3 separate regions of the Homo sapiens genome follow, and all the other regions are linked to region 1. The links are chromatin contacts, found by Hi-C or POLR2A ChIA-PET in ENCODE. All regions are on one chromosome and are shown on one strand. Each heading gives the region's core, a stretch centred on a gene start or an enhancer-like site at or near the end of the contact. The rest is flanking DNA. Distances are from core to core; before and after follow the strand shown.

Region 1 (2,700 bases), core at 35-2,534:
AGTGACAGTGTGACCTTTTGAAATTTGGAGATCATACTCTCATCCTTGAAAACGCCCCACCGCCTTCCCTGGGGCGGCCGGCCTCCAGGTTCGCGTTCTACCTGGTAGAATCCCTTGACAGTTTCAGTACCTGGCCGCCAGGGCTTTGGGTGTTAATGCCTTCCTTGGACGGGAGGCACTGGGGAGAAGAGAGGGAAGGCGCTGAAACCCACCTGAGAAGGCGGGCTGGGGGAAGGCACCCCGGGAAAGAGGTTTTCTCGGGTGCCAGCACCCGGAGAGAGCTACTCTGGGGCCAGGCAAGCATCCCGCCTAGGCTCCCTAGTGCATATTAGTGAGTAACACGACTGGCGCGCGAGGTGGTCCATTTTATTTTTGGTAGCTAGACGCCAATAGGACGCACCACTTCAGCTCCAAACGGGAACTGGTGGCCCCAAGATGTTTTCTTTTCTTTTTCATTTTTTTGAGACAGGGTCTCGCTCTGTCGCCCAGGCTGGAATGCAGTGGAGAGATCTCAACTCATCGCTACCCCCTCCTTCTGGGTTCGAGTGATCCTCCCACCTCAGCCTCAGTAGCTGGGACCACAGACACGCGCCACCACGCCGGCTAATTTTTATATTTTTTGCAGAGAAAGGGTCTCGCTATGTTGCCTAGGCTGGTCTCGAACTCCTGGCCTCAAGTGATCCACCCGCCTCGGCCTCCCAAAGTGCTGGAATTACTGGCGTGAGCCACCGCGCCCGGTCTGCCCCCAAGACTTTCATTGAAAAGATGGAATGGTCGCTTCTGTGCGGATCCTCCAAACCATCGTTGGGAGAGGCCTCCTTAAAGTCTAGGAGAAAAGTTGTTTGGGACCGATATGAAAGTAAGGCAAAGCCGGATGGAAGAGAGTAGCCGAAACAAGCAAGAAAAGGAAAAGCGATCGTGATGGGTTTAGGAAAGGTGATCTGGCGTGCTAAATGGCATTTCCGGAGAAATCTGAAAACTATTGCTTTACTGAAGTATAGCAAAGAGCTGTCCGGGCTCTGGAAACTCCTTAACGGATCAAAACGGATGCAATGGGTATCCTTCTCCAAAGACACACCTCAAACGGGCCGGGAGCCGGGCAGTTAGCCACCCGCTGCCTCCCCTTCCGCAGTCCGGCTCGCAGCCGCTCAGCTACCTCTAAAGCCCGGAGCAGGAAAGTCCGCGCAGGCCTGGATGGCCCGGGTGGTAATCTAGCAGGCCTGCACACTGCGCATGCGCAGGGGGTGGACTGCCAGGTCGGCTCAGGGAGCCGTGACGAGTCCGGAAGCGCCTGCGCGCGCTCCTCCGTACGAGAACTAGTTTTGTTCCGTGCCCTCTGGACTGGAACCTTTTGGAGAGAACCCCCGGCAGGACCAACCCCGCACCCGCCAGCACCGCGGCAATGTCCAGCAATAGTTTTCCTTACAATGAGCAGTCCGGAGGAGGGGAGGCGACGGAGCTGGGTCAGGAGGCGACCTCAACCATTTCCCCCTCGGGGGCCTTCGGCCTCTTTAGCAGCGATTTGAAGAAGTGAGGAGAAAGGTTTGGGTTGCGGGGATGGGAGGGAGGAGCTGCGGACTCGGAGGAGTGGGCGCCAGGGTGGGCTTCCTGGAGAGGAGCGGGGTCGCCCTGAGGTCTGAGCAGGGCAGGGCGGTAACGTGTCCCGCGGGTGGGTAGGTGGGGTTGGTTGGCGGTGGTGGGAGTTGTGGGAGTTTGGGGCGAATGTGTGTAGGGGTCTCTAGTAGTTTTCAAACTTTAGTGAAAAGGAAACCACTTGGTGAGCTTAGATCCCACCCCTGAAGACACTGATTGAATTGGACTTGGGCTGGGCTCAGGAGTCTGAATTTTGAGCATCGTCTTCTAGTTTATTTACCGTTCGCCGGATCAGACTTTAATACATTCCCTGATTAGGGTGAAAGGAGTGTTTTGGTGAAGGTGAGAGTGCGAGTGTTGCTTGTGGGAAGTTATTTTGTGACCCCGGAGTGTAGGAGCAGAGAGGTGGATTTAGGCTGTTTGAATGGACAAACTGGTTTACACCAGTATTAATGTTCTTGGATTATGTCCTTTGCACTACAGACAAAAACACCAATCCAAAATAAGCATATGAATAGAAAATATTTTAAAAGAGTGTTACTGTGAACAAATCCAAAACTTTTACAGATTAATAATGTGAATTTTAAAAACGAATGTTAAACAAGGTACACTTAGTTTTGTAAAAAGTATCACCGAGAAATGGAAAGAAATCCCAAGTTGTTTGTTTTGGGGGGTGGGTTGGTGGTAGTGGTTACATTTACCAGAATTATCATTTTTACATTTCTCTTATTTTAAATCTTTCATTACTAAGCAATAGGGTCACATAATAGTCTGTCACTAAATTCATGCTAAATTAAGGTAGAATAGCTGTGCTAGTAGCTTTGCAGATCTGTTAGAGGGTATAATTAAAATTTAAATTAAACGTTACTAACAATATTGGGTAGTCTAGAAAGTGCTACTACTTCAAATTGGGATTACATTTTGGCTGTATTGAGGATCAAAATCATATATATAGCATGTAAGATACAATCTTTTCCTTTTTCCCAAGGTTAGAAAAGTTTAAAAGTAAGGTAACTGATTTCATTTTTCATTATATGCATTTGATGATCCATTGTTCTAGAACAAGTACGGAGCTTGTTGCCTCTACTATTAGCAAAATGTTTAGAC
Region 2 (2,799 bases), core at 1-2,500, 1.2 Mb after region 1:
CCTAATAAACACCCCCAACCTTCCCCCAACTCCTCTACCCCCGCCCCCACCCCGGCACTCACCATCCTTCAAGTCCATGTGTGACCTGATTCTTCTGGGAGGTGAGACAAGAGCTGAGATACAGAAACTGTCACACTGACCCTCTGCGCTTGCAAAAAGGCAGAGGGTCTATTGAGCTGGTTAACACTTAAGCCGTCAGCTGATGGTAAGGCTAAAAGAGCACACTGTAACACACGCCCATTTGGGCTCCGGGAATCACGGGATCCTGCCCCTGGACACTGCCGTGGGGCTGGAAGCCCAGCGCCCCAGCTTTTGCACCCTGGCTCCTGCACCCGTCCGTCTGCATGCTCCACCTCCCATAAGGGGTTTCAGCAGGCAGAGACCGAACACACGAGCCACAACCCTGTTGCACGTCCTGCAAAGGGCTGTGGGAGGGCGGGGGCCGGGAGGAAATCAGGGAACTCTCCTGTTTCATTGTCACAAGACTTGCAAGGCTTCCTTAAGAGAGGGGTACACTTCCCCACCCACTGACAGCAAGTTTTGACCAATAGAAAGTGAGCAGAACTGAGGCATGCGGAATGTGAGTTTGGAAAGCAGCTTGTGCCAGTCATGTACAGGAGCTAATTGTTAAATTTCCAGGAACTTGGCAAGCCACTTGTTGGACTGTTTGTAGCTTGAAATCGGCCATTGTGGGAGCATTTACATCATAGAAATAGCAAACACTACATATCTGGACTTCCCCCTTCTCCCTCAAAGTTGGTTTACCAGCCCAGCAGGGAGCATGGCCCAGAAAAGTTGACCTTTCAGCCTGGAGTGAAGAAAACTGGTGGAGTACTGCCAAAGCTCCCTGCAGCCACAGTAATTCGCTTGAGAAATGGACCTTTAAGCCACTGAGTTGCAGGGGTTGTTCGTTACCTGAGCATCATCTAGCCAAAGCTGGTACACCATGCTGGTGTTTTGGTGAACACCAATAAGCGCCGCCTTCATCTGTCCCAACCTAGGTTGGAGGGATTTCTTCCAATAACTTGTGACATCATGCGCCTACAGCCTGCAAAGATGCAAACCGCGCTCTGAGACTCAGGCCCGGGAATTCAGGTCTTGGAAGGTTAATGCAAAGTTGTAAAACAATAGTTACATTTCAACCACACTCAGCTATTGCGTCATCTTAAAACCCTGGCCAACACAAATCTGTCGCTCGCGATCCTTGGCGGTTTCAGAGCGACTCCCCTACCGCTTTCGGGCGAAGGCCACACGTGACGGCCCCCCTTTCCCCGCAGACGTGTGAATGCAGCGCTGTGTCTTTAAGGGGCACGCGCGGAGGTTTTCCGTCCGGGACAAAATGTCAGCGAGGCGCCTGGAGGGGGATCTACCATCTCGGACTCCCGACCCGCCGCCGGCTCCGGCCGCGTTTCCCGGGTAAAGGGGTGAGTGTGGGCTTCCAGACTCGGTGGCGAGGCGGGCTGGGCCGGGCAGCGGGGAGCGCAGGTGAGCAGCGACCGCGGACGCCCCTGCCGGCCTCCCTGGCACCCGCGCGGGGCGTGCCCTTCGCTGGGCTGCCCTTCTCCGGGCCGGCTGTCGCGACTGTGAGAAAGCAGGTGGGCCCGGGATTCTGTGGCAAGGCCCCGCTCACCGTCTTCCAGTGCCTCATTCTTGCTCCTTCCCTGCACTCCTCTTTCGACAAGCTTGTTCGGAATGTGGAAATTCGTCACCACTCTCCTGCTCTCCCTTTATTAAAGTTGTCTGATTACAGTCTTTTCACTGGGCAAGTGACTGGACGCCCTGCAGTGGGTTCTTTCTGTAACTGGGACTTGCTTGATGTCGCCCACTTTCGGAGGGAGAAAGCGAATGCAAGCCAAAAGCTTACACCAGAATCCCCACCCCTCCCCCACCCCTCATGGCCCCCAAACAAAAGAATTTTCCGCTCCTTTCGGAGTCCGCTGGAGCAGTTTCTGTGATTTCTTGCACGAACCAAATGCCCGAGGCTTAGCAAAGCAAAAACCCCCTTGAAGGAAAAAAATAAATACTTACCACTAGTCGAATTTCTAATGAGCCAAGACTACAAAGATAAGGTGTTTAAGAGAAACAGTTGTAGAAACAGCTTAATACATTGACCTAATTAGGGTAATTATTTTCTGCTGTTTTTATTCATATGCTGACACCTTTTGGAGGCAAGAATAGCTTGAGGCAGCCAAGAATAAAAAAAAAAGTAGACAGCAATACGTATTATAAAAAGACCAAAAGCCCAAGCCAGGTAATTCTCAATTTAAAAATTAAATTAAAAAAATCTTTGAGTCACAAAGGCCTTCAAAGTAGGGCAGCTTTAAATTCCTATAACTCAGATTAAATTATGCATTTTTACAAGATAAAATGGATCACCACCTTAATCTTTAGGACCATATCTATTAAGCAAAGTAATGCAGACCTGAAATAAAGGTCCACTTTAAGGGCAGAACACTTCACAATTTTCATTTTTAAAAGTGCATTAATAGAGAGAGAGAGTGCTTCTCTGCCTTTTAGCTAATGGTAGAAATATCTAAGAGTTTGGCTTATGCCATTTAGGAAACAACTCTGATTCACCCCTTAATTACCTGTGAGTCCAGTGTATTTTTTACAGTCCACATATAACCTTTTTCTAAATTTTTACACATTTTACCATTTATTCCCCAACTCAGGTTTTACAGTTTGGAGGCATTTTTACTTGTCTTTTAACTTCAGCTAAGCCTTCAGCCTGGTGATTCCAGACTAATTTTTCTAATTGTCTGGATCTCTTTATAAATAGATTAATATATGGCAGTAAAC
Region 3 (2,700 bases), core at 15-2,514, 1.3 Mb before region 1:
TGGGCATTTCTTAAACAACTCATAAACGGCCTATTTCACATGGAACCTGTTACAGGACATTTCCAGAACAGACATAATTAGGGCTATTCACACCAACAAAGTAACGTCACTATTACTGGCTATTAATCAGTATAAATTAATAGCCTTATGGCTGTTAATCAGTACGTGTTAGAAGCCTGGTGGTACTGAACCATACAATATGAAGATATTTACAAAAGTTACTATGTTACCTGTAATATAAAAACACAGATTTAGTAATCAGTTACAATCTCTTTCTTCACAAAATCATACACTGCACATGTGTTATTTAGCTTGTGTTTTACAGTTTCCCTTTGTTTCTTCTCTGTTCACCCTAATGAAAAATATCTGCTACTTTAAACAAAGAGTTGAAAGAGATAAGACAAGTAATTTAGAGAATCCATAAGTTTTGAGACATATAAGCCTTTCGTGTTCTCACCTTGAGAGACGAAGAGCTTTTCTACAAAGGCTGAACAAGAAAAGAAACGCACACAACAGTCTTAACCTGTGCATTTTCCTATAAAGTGAAAAGCTGAAGCAATTTCATGCCATTTAATTAAGGCTTAAAAGATAAATGCCTTTTAAATTTTTTAATTAATCCAGCTACGTACCTTAGTTCTTCACCACCCTTTGAAACACCATGCAAGGGTCCCAAGACTATCTTCCTCTTTTGGTCCTGGAGTGGTGGACGAGGCAGTACGCGAGGAATAGAAAACGAGTAAGCAAAGTAAGCGGTCCTAAGATTCTTCAAAATGTACAGCAGCCCAGATGCCGCCCATAAATTTGGAATAACCAAGAGATACTGCTGGAACCTCCCACGCAAAACAAAACGCTACCGTTTCGGAAAAGTTTCCCGTGCCCCGCCGCCGACCTGGGCCTACACTGCTGCGTTCCTCTCCGAAACCCCCTAAACTCACAGGTGTCCTCCGGGAAGGGCTAAGCAGGGCCTACCCGCACTGCCCGTTCAGAAGTTCTAAGGCCCGAGCTGGGCGTACTTGGTCGTAGCTTTCTCCCGAACCAAAGGAGGTAGTGGTGGCCCGTGGGACAGCTAGGCCCAGCTCCGGCTCCGGCTGAGATCTAACCCCCCTCACGGCTGCCAGGGGAGGAGCAACACAAGAAAAGGTAGGGGCTGCAAGGATATAGAAGGTTGGGGGCGGTGGCAAAAAGCGGAAGAGCAAAAAGTCGCCGAAAAAGCGGCGTAGAAAACCCTGTCAAAGACACCCGGAAGACCGACGTGACCCCGGATGAGAATAGGCAGCGGGGAGCGAAAGGTCACACTTCCGGTGGCCGCCTCCCTCCCACCCCCCAACCCCCCCCACCCCCCAACCCCCCCCACCCCCCCCACCCCGCCTATGAGCGCTTTGCTTGAATGCGCAGGCGCAAGACAGCCGGATTTGAAAGGAGTTTCTTAACTGCTGCCAGCACAAGTTGGGAAAGGGTTAGGACTGCACTAAGAGGGGTGGAGCAGGCAGTCGCCGGAGGGCCACTTCTGGGCCCCTTGCCTGAACTCACGTGCAGCCGTTCTAGCTGTAACAGACGTTTTCTGTGGGTCCTTCGTGTGTTGGCCGAGTGACTTGTCCCCAGAGAAGCCTTTCTTTAACCAGTGTTCCCCTAATCTTCTCCCCCGGAGCAACATTAAACTTTATCTGTTCTTTTGCCCCTCCAGTAACCTGAGAGCTTCTTTGGAAGGAAAATGCTTTCTTTGGCCGGACGCGGTGGCTCACCCCTGTAATCCTAGCACTTTGGGAGGCTGAGGCGGGCGGATCACGAGGTCAGGAGTTCGAGACCAGCCTGGCCAACATGGTGAAACCCCATCTTTACTAAAAATACAAAAATTAGCCGAGCTTGGTGGCGTGCGCCTGTAACCCCGCTACTCAAGAGGCTGAGGCTGGCGAATCGCTTGAACCCGGGAGGCGGAGGTTGCAGTGAGCCGAGATCGTGCCACAGCACTCCAGCCTGGGCGACAGAGCAAGACTTTGTCTCAAAAAAAAAAAAAAAAAAAAATGCTTTCTTTCTCTCTAAAGCCTGGACTTAGCGCCTTGCCCATAGTAATAGCTGGTATTCACTAATTCAACAAATATTTATTGATATCGCCTCTTGAGTGAGCTTTAATAATTTGTAGAAATGTCTAAATTGTTTAATAATGCAAATCTGTTAGCTGTATTCCTTTATTGTCCACTTAATGTCTATAAAATCTGACCCCTCAGGTTCTGAAATTGGTAATTTGTGTGTCATCTTTTTTTCTGATCGATCTGGTGAGGGGCTTCTCGGTTTACGGATCTCAAATCTCAAAGCCCGTTTTTGCTTTCTTGGATTTTCTCTACTGGTTTTCTGTTTTCTATTTTATTGATTTCTGCTCTTATGTTTATTGTTTCCTTTACTCTGCTATTTTTTAATTTTTAAATTTCTTGTTTTGTTTCTCTAGTTTCTTAACTCAGAAACTGATGACCATTAATTTTAGATGTCTCTTGTTTGTACAGGCATTTGGTGTGATAAGTGTCCCTCTATACTGTTTTAGCTACATTCCACATATTTTGATATATTGTATTTTCATTTTCCTTCATTTCAAAATACTTTGTAATTTCCCTATTGCTTTCTTTTTTTGACCATGGGTTTTTTGTAAGTGTTGGTCTGCAAATGTGGAGGAGTTTTCCAGGTAGCTGCCTGTTACTGATTTCTGAT

The links. A loop is a pair of places that touch in the nucleus more often than their neighbours do. ChIA-PET counts read pairs that join two places held with the same protein, here RNA polymerase II (POLR2A). Pooled maps may share reads with other maps.
Region 2: a pooled map shows a loop between it and region 1 (7-fold over the local background). The contact joins the promoter of ZBED3 here to the promoter of AP3B1 in region 1. A Hi-C loop is called at or near these places in 1 of 37 single-sample maps with no recorded cell type and 8 of 50 pooled maps. POLR2A ChIA-PET finds 5 or more read pairs at or near these places in 1 of 52 experiments (activated T-cell).
Region 3: a map of B cell shows a loop between it and region 1 (15-fold over the local background). The contact joins the promoter of TENT2 here to the promoter of AP3B1 in region 1. A Hi-C loop is called at or near these places in 4 of 168 maps with a recorded cell type or tissue (B cell, CD4-positive, alpha-beta memory T cell, CD8-positive, alpha-beta T cell and 1 more) and 14 of 50 pooled maps. POLR2A ChIA-PET finds 5 or more read pairs at or near these places in 1 of 52 experiments (MCF 10A).

Annotation. Positions count from the first base shown.
Region 1 is chr5:78,293,282-78,295,981 of GRCh38, reverse strand. It overlaps AP3B1 (adaptor related protein complex 3 subunit beta 1), which reads left to right and starts at 1,284. Exons shown (of 27, transcript NM_003664.5): 1 at 1,284-1,530. The coding sequence starts at 1,403. RefSeq lists enhancers at 24-73, 448-1,021.
Region 2 is chr5:77,085,736-77,088,534 of GRCh38, reverse strand. It overlaps ZBED3 (zinc finger BED-type containing 3), which reads left to right and starts at 1,250. Exons shown (of 3, transcript NM_032367.4): 1 at 1,250-1,424. It overlaps ZBED3-AS1 (ZBED3 antisense RNA 1), which reads right to left and starts at 1,820. Exons shown (of 3, transcript NR_182763.1): 1 at 916-1,820. It also overlaps a transcript of PDE8B not described here. RefSeq lists enhancers at 1-387, 388-990, 991-1,592 and a silencer at 1,409-1,578.
Region 3 is chr5:79,611,005-79,613,704 of GRCh38, reverse strand. It overlaps TENT2 (terminal nucleotidyltransferase 2), which reads right to left and starts at 1,264. Exons shown (of 15, transcript NM_001114394.3): 1 at 630-1,264. It overlaps LOC124901014 (a long non-coding RNA gene), which reads left to right and starts at 1,368. Exons shown (of 2, transcript XR_007058840.1): 1 at 1,368-1,563; 2 at 1,685-2,234. RefSeq lists an enhancer at 460-1,659.